3 separate regions of the Homo sapiens genome follow, and regions 1 and 3 are each linked to region 2. Evidence: chromatin loops called from intact Hi-C (ENCODE). Cell type or tissue: dorsolateral prefrontal cortex. All regions are shown on one strand.

Region 1 (2,500 bases), 220 kb before region 2:
TTGCTATTAATCATTAAATGCAATCACAGAACAAAAGGATTATGCAATACCCACTCATTAGATTAAAATGGCCAGTATCTAATGAGCACTTACTATATGCCAGTTACTACTCAAAGTTATTGACATATACTAGCACTTAATTGGTTCTCAACTCTATGAGGTGGGTCTGATTAACATCCCACTGCTGGATGAGGAAGTGAACAGAGACCAGTGGGCTGGCAGTTGGAAGACACAGCATGCAAACCCGGGAAGCCTGGCCCCACCAGTTTAGGTTTAACCATCACCACACATTGCCTCGCTGCCATGTAAGCCCATTTCTTATTATTTCCATTCCATAATAAGCACAATCACCATAATAGGCAGGATAACAGCCCTCCAAAATGTCCATATCCTAGTCACCAGAACCTGCAAATACGTCACCAAAGGGACTTTGCAGGTGTGATTACATTAGAGATCCTGAGATCGGGAGAATATCCTGGATTCTACAAGGGTCCTTATGAGTGAAAAAGGGAGACAGAAGAACCAGAATCAGAGAAGGGGATATGATGACAGAAGCAGAGGCTGGAGTGAGGCAGTTGCTGGCTTTGAAGATGGAAGAAGGAGCCATGAGCCAAGGAATTCAGGTCCCTAGAGGCTGGGACATTCAGAAAAAAAAGTGCAGCCCTGCTGACGTGGCACTTTTAGCTCCATTAAGATCCATGTCACCTTCTGACCTCCCAAACTGTAAAATAATAAATTTGTGTTCCTTTAAGCCACAGAACTAATGGGAAGTTATCACAGTAGTAATAGGAAATGAAAAGGCATGTATCAGTGGAGGGATGAATATTCACAAAGCGTTTCATACAAGCTGATCACAGCAACAGGTTGCCCAGAGCAACAAGGAGGCTCTTGCTTCCATATTGAAAATGAAGGTGCCTCTTGTCTCAGTTTTGGAATAAGTAAAGGTTATCCACAGAGACGCGTTCTCATTTTTACTTTTACAAAGTTGACTTTGGTGGTTCTTTTTATGAAAATTTCCCCTTTCTTCTTTGTTTCGGTGTCAATTTTTTTTTTAGTTGAAGACTTTTTAAAACTTTCCCTTCCTGAACATTTTCCACTGGGTTTGAGCCCTGAATCTGCCTTTCAACTTGCTCCAGAACACTGGCATCACCATAATCGCTAGTATAATAAATCATGGAACTATTACCCTTGCTCAACATAAGCACCTTCTCCACTCCCACAGAATTGCAATCGCTGCTGTCAGATTGTCTTCACACAGCTCAAGCTTCACACGGCAGCCAGAGGGAGCTTTTTAATCCAAAAATCTGACACTGCCTTTCCTGTTCTCCAGCTCCTTCCATAGCCCCCTCTTATGCTCAGAATGATGACCAGATTGCTAAGCCTGACCTCCAGAGCCTGCAATACCTGGCCCCTATTGCCTTCTCAGCCTCTATCTCCCTGCATAGTTTCCCATTCTCTGGTCCTACCAAGCTGCTCATTGCTTCAAAACATGGCAGGTTCTCCCAAGCCTCTCTCCCTCACACATCTTGCTTCCTTTACGTAGGGCAACATTCCCTCTCTCTTCCTTCAGGCTAATTCTATCCATTCCTTCCTTAGCTGATTATTACACCCAATTATCCCAGTGTCACCTGCAAAGACACGGGTAATAGCATTTGATAGACACACAGGTGTTTATCCAGAACATTCATCCCGTTTACTTCTGAACCATGGTTTCCTATGTCATCTATGTCTAATTTCTTGGCTGGATACTGGCCTGTCAGCCCCTTTCTCTGGCTCTTGGGTCTTGACCTTTCCCATTGGATAGTTGACACTATGAAACTTGCTCTGAGAATCTGGTACATTTGAGCCCCGGGTAAGAAACACTCCCAAAGGCTCTAGTCTCAGCCAGATATAAACATGCACATGAGCACACACACACATTTAATCCAGAAGAGAAACACTAAGGAGCACTGATATAATAACCATAGATAATATCTATTGAGCACTTGCAGCATGCCAGGCACTGTGCTAAGCACTTTAATAATCTTGTGCCCATTGTCAGATGAGGAAACTAGGTTCATGAAGATGAAATAACTTGTTCCGTGCCACACAGCCTATCAGTGATGGAACCACCAGGTCACATGACTTCAGAAAGCTCAGCCATCCCCCCAGAACAGATTTCTGGGCCTGTAGGCCCCCACCTATCACCACCACACTTCACCTCTCCTCTGAGCTAGCACAGTTACCTTTGCATTTTGTACCCTGGGTTCTAATTGTGTGGACCCGTGTGTCTCCACTAGACCATGAGCTTCCCAGAGGAAGAAGCTCAACTTTCATCTCAGAGCACACGATACAAATGCAAAATAAAATGTCTCCCTCAGAGAGTGGCTGTGACCAGTGGTCCTGAAGTCTCTGCTGCCCTGGTTTTGCACACCCTCCTAACCATATCTATGTGTGCACCTGCTAGGGAGCAAAGAATAAAATGTGAGACTCCTACTAACCCTCTCTGCCCAGGTTCCTG
Region 2 (2,500 bases):
TTCAATTTCTGTGTATTATTTGGGCATGGCCTAGCTGGTCTAAAACCCCAGTCAAAAGAAAGCTTTAACAATCTAAGCTTTGAAGTCCTCTAAAAAATGAACAAAAATGATGAAAAGGCCAGAGTAACTACTTTCCTATATTTTTACTGATTTGTATTGTTAAAAATTTCAAAGTAGACCTGCATTACTTTATGATAAAGGGGAAACCCATTAAATTTACTTGATTTTTTTAAAAAACAGGTGTTAGTAGTAAAGGACTGCTAATGCTAATCTAGCCCTCTGGATGTCTGTCAAACTGCCCTGGATTCAGAGAAGTGTTCTGGGCTCTTACTTGGTGGTGGAGTGCACAGTGGGAAGAGGATCTGTCTTCTTTCTTGCCGATCCTGGTTCAGGCCTTTTTGAAGAGTTGCAAAGGCGTAAGGCGTGAGGTTACCTGGGGGCATGATCACAGTCCTCTTGGCTGTGTCTTTTTGGCATACAAAATAACTCCAGTGAGTGATGCTTAAAAATACTTGGTTAGGAAATTTTATCTCCAAATTTAAAATTGTTCTTGATGTTAAATATGGTGCCTAATAACTAGTATTTATTTGCATGGCACATCTAGTACCCCATTTATATTAGTGATTAATTTCTCATTAAGTAAGATCTTAGGTTAAAGAATAAACTTTTTAAAAGATTATTTTATCTAGAGCTTTCTTGAAGGAAGTAATTAAGCAGTAGCAGTAATGATGCTGTTAAAACAATGAACAGTAAAGTCATTTAGACTGATTCTGAAGTCATATTGAGATTTGTGTTAATTGGCCAATTGTGGCATGCAAAAAGTTCCTAAATATGGTCCTTGTGAACTGAATAATCATCAAAGGTTAGTGATGATTCTGCAAAGGTAGCAAGATAATGCAAATATCATGAGTTTGGATTCTGTTTAACCTAATTTATTTTATATATTGGAATGGATAAAAAGCCTTCTTTGAATCTGTAAGGCAGTTTTCAGACATCATCTCAAGATTTGAGGAAATCAGTGGTTGAAACAGTCTCTGAAAATAAAGACAACTGTGAAAGGAGTAAAATTTTAAATGTGTGCATATCGCCACCAAGTGGCAGAGAAAGTATTGTTTGTTATAGTTGATAGAGCTGCTAGGGAAGATGAGAAAATAAAGGCAACGTGTTTTATAGGATATCTTTTTATAGCAGCAGTTAAATTCTGTAAGCTAACCACTTTTCAGACTTTTCACTGAGTGTTTGATACATATTGACCAACTGCCCAAATTTTAAAAAATAGTCAGTTTCACACACCTGGCCTAAAATACACCACATAAGATATATTTTAGGCCAGGTGCAGTGGCTCATGCCTGTAATCCCAACACTTTGAGAGGCCAAGACAGGAGGATCCCTTGAGACCAGGAGTTCAAGACCAGCCTGGGCAACATAGTGAAAGTCTGACTCTGTCTTTAAAATTAAATAAATAAATAAATAAATAAAGATGTATTTAAGTTTTCTTCTGTTAATTTGGTGGCCTTTTATTTTTACCCCACTCCCTTTAGTTTCTTTTGCGTGTATTCTTGCCTTTTTTTTTTGTATATATGCTGACTTTTATTCAATCACTAGATTTTTACGAAGTATGGGCAACAACTTGATTTGTTTGCCGTATTTTAGGGGATGATGATATTGGGATGTTTAAGGTATGATTTTATCAGCAATATAGAAATAATTTGAATGTTTAGATTATATTGGATTTGCTACTTCCATCATGGCTTTTTGAAATAATTTAGAGTTGACTTTTTTTTTTTTAAAGACTCAGACTATTGAAAAGTCTTCATTTTTCTTATATTTATTACATGATTGGAAAGCACTTTCAAGATAGAACCTTGGTCAGTGTTTTGAATAGAGAATTTTTTATCAACCTGATTTTTACCATTTCATGCATTTTGTCACAGTACTTTTGAGAAAACCAGCACTACTCATTCTTTTATCAGTTTAGCTCTCTTTATATTTTTCAGATGTGAAATTAAGAAGTACCATTTATGGGCCAGGCGCGGTGGCTCACGCCTGTAATCCCAGCACTTTGGGAGGCCGAGGCGGGCGGATCACGAGGTCAGGAGATCGAGACCATCCTGGCTAACATGGTGAAACCCCATCTCTACTAAAAATACAAAAAAAAAAAAAATTAGCCAGGCGTGGTGGCGGGTGCCTGTAGTCCCAGCTACTCGGGAGGCTGAGGCAGGAAAATGGCATGAACCTGGGAGGTGGAGCTTTCAGTGAGTGGAGGTCGCGCCACTGCACTCCAGCCTGGGTGACAGAGCAAGACTCCGTCTCAAAAAAAAAAAAAAAAAGTACCATTTATGATAACTCATTGAGATTTGACTACTGTATTTGGCATATAGGTTGCGCATTCCCAATCCAAAAATTCGAAGTGCTCCAAAATCTGAAAACCCCGAGTGCCAACATGACCCTGTAAGAGTCTTGCTCTGTCATCCAGGCTGGAGTACAGTGGCACTATCTT
Region 3 (2,500 bases), 170 kb before region 2:
AAAGTGCTGGGATTACAGGCATGAGCCACCATGCTTGGCTCAACCAAGTTCTTAACTTCTTTGAGCCTCAGCTTTCTTGTCTGTAAAACAAGGAGAATCATTGTATTAATGTATCTCATAGCTTCTATGCAGGGATAAAATAGAAGGAAGTATGGAAAGTGTAGTAAACATGCTTGGCACACTACAAGAGTTTTATAGTTGTAGGGTATCATCATTACTGTTGTGGCCAAAGGTCACAGAGCTGGTAAGTGACAAAGTCAATAAATGAATCCCAGCCTGACTCAGTGTGTGTGCACCTTCCCCTCTGCTGTGACATAGAAACAATCAACAGAAATGAGATGCAGTCGTTTTGAGAGCAGCTTTGGGGAGAGGGTTGGGCCAGCAGTTGGAGACAAGTGGGTGGTCATAATTCCGGAGAGCTTCCCAGAAGTGGTGGGGTCGCGGGAGGATATCTAGAGACAAGGAGGCAGGTGGCTGGGCAGATGGGGATGGCAGGGTTTACACAGTCAGGACAGCCAGGACAACGGCTTGGAAGAGTGAGTGGCGGCGGCTGTAAGACGCCAGCTTTGTTGGAACAAAGCAGCAGGTGAGAGAGCCACAGAGATCAACGCTCCAGGCACCCAGGGAGAGCAGACGCAGAAGAAAACACTTGGCAGGAACAGGGCGGCACCATTTGCCTTTTTCAATCAATCAGACAACAATTGAGGGATGGCCTATGAAGCAAAGCCCTATTCCCCAACCCCCACACACACCACCAAAGCAACGACTGCTCAGATAATAGCCTAACTTCCAAGACCTGCTCCTCCCTCCTCAAGCCAGCCGGACCATGATCAGCCATATAGAAATTTATTTTTATTACTGAGCTCCTATTTCTGCTTTTGCCATCACCACAGATCAGTTCGGGTTTTGTATCCCAGCCAAGTGCTTTTCATATTTTCCAGATCACTCAAAAGTCTGTATCCGCTGCCTGGAGCAGGTTTAAGGAACAATCTGAGATTTCTTTCTGAATAAGCAGTTATTTGTACTTTGTTTTGCTTTTCTTGGTTACTGAAGAGAAACAGTGACATAAAGAAAGCACTGGTAACACTTTGCATTGAGCAGCACAAATGTCAATGGTAGTGACTCTGCAAATAAATAGTTACATTGTCAGGCGCACAAGAGTCTCATTGAGGAAATCTGTGCTGTGACTGCTAACAGGGTTAACACTTTAAGCACAATGTAATCAAGAAAAGGCTTGTAAACTTTGCTCCAAGTGACCTCTGCCTGTACTAAAAGCAAATGTCAACCAAGGATCCCAGGATACATTTTCAGAGCAGTCATGGTGTAGTTAATGCATCCTTTATAGTGCACTGGAGGGAAGGGAAGGAAAGTAACAGAGAAGAGAAGAAAAAAAGGAGAAGAGAAGAGGGGAGGGGAGGGGAGGGGAGAGGAGAGGAGAGGAGAGACCTGGGTAGAGTTAAACTTTGTTTATGGGGAAATGGCAAAGTCCCCTTGTTTCAGTGATGACAGTGAATTCCGTTATGCTGTTTCATTCTCTATTTTCATCACAGTTCCACTCAAAGCCAAAATATATTTTTTAATGAATTGTAAAATGTAGTTTTCCACTTTGCAAAATTTTTCTTGTAAAGGATGTTTTATAAAGAAAATAAGATCCTGTTAGCAGAAATTTAAGTGACGAAATACTTAGGACTCCCAGCACCCCGTCCTCTGAGCCTTGGCAGAGCAAAGTTCCGTGTGAGCAAAACTTCCCTGTCATTCCCTGTTTAGAGTTGCCAGATTTCACAAATAATACAGAATGCCCAATTAACACTGAATTTCAGATAAATCACAAATAATATTTTTAGTGTAACTATACCCCAACATCGCATGAGGCCTACTAAAAAATCATTTGCCGTTTATCTGAAATGCAAATTTAACTGGATGTCCTGTTTTTCATTTAACAACTCTACTTCTGTTAGTTACTCTTCTTTCTTACCTTGACTTTTACTTTTTGCCATTCCCTGGGATACCCCGTCTGGGTCATTCATTCCTCCTTTCAAATACTTTATTCTCTAAACTATACCCTCCTCTCCAGATCAATAACATTCACACAGTATGAATTAATCTGGGACAGACATTTAGAAGAAATTCGTCTGAACATATAATTATTAAACACCCACAAAGTGCCAGATGTAGGATTAGAGGGAGAGAAAAGCAACCAAGCTATACCCGTGCTGAAGTAGGGAAGGACGTATTTAAGAAGAACATGAGGAAGAGCATGTTTTAGTGGGCTCTTGTCTATGGAAGGGGGTCCTTGATGTCTTCAGAAGGTGAAAACCAAAATGATCATTTGGATTCCAGATTCATCTGTTGAACCCATACTGCATTCCAGGTTTAATGTTAGATAGACCTTTCATGTTTATCCTGCTGATTTTCTTCTTGAAATTTTCACACAGAAGATGTGAAAAGGTTTTGGACTCTCAAACTGCCTTCGTTTTGTGCAATATCCTGTGACCCCCAA

What was found. Hi-C counts contacts between places; a loop is a spot of excess contacts. Peaks named below come from ENCODE experiments on the same cell type or tissue, not always from the same donor. Only the 100,000 strongest peaks of a DNase experiment are listed, where the experiment ranks them.
Region 1: a loop joins it to region 2, with 3.0 times the contacts of the local background. A loop is called at or near these places in 3 of 110 quality-filtered maps.
Region 3: it touches region 2 in a loop (2.4-fold over the local background); 3 of 110 quality-filtered maps call a loop at or near these places.

What each region holds. Positions count from the first base shown.
Region 1 is chr4:26,192,446-26,194,945 of GRCh38, forward strand. All of the region lies in intron 2 of LOC105374545 (a long non-coding RNA gene), which reads right to left. It also overlaps a transcript of RBPJ not described here. Among named protein-coding and RNA genes, the nearest start is that of LINC02357, 120 kb to the left of the region's middle. In dorsolateral prefrontal cortex, a CTCF peak has its summit at 1,273; no DNase peak of the experiment used is centred here.
Region 2 is chr4:26,409,802-26,412,301 of GRCh38, forward strand. The region is part of intron 3 of RBPJ (recombination signal binding protein for immunoglobulin kappa J region); the gene reads left to right. Among named protein-coding and RNA genes, the nearest start is that of CCKAR, 79 kb to the right of the region's middle. In dorsolateral prefrontal cortex, CTCF peaks have their summits at 1,092 (motif pointing left) and 1,292; no DNase peak of the experiment used is centred here; H3K27ac peaks cover 1,390 bases.
Region 3 is chr4:26,238,322-26,240,821 of GRCh38, forward strand. The region is part of intron 1 of LOC124900690 (a long non-coding RNA gene); the gene reads right to left. It also overlaps a transcript of RBPJ not described here. Among named protein-coding and RNA genes, the nearest start is that of RBPJ, 81 kb to the right of the region's middle. RefSeq lists enhancers at 27-577, 578-1,126. In dorsolateral prefrontal cortex, a CTCF peak has its summit at 1,262; a DNase peak (open chromatin) is centred at 698; H3K4me3 peaks cover 1,319 bases; H3K27ac peaks cover 2,500 bases.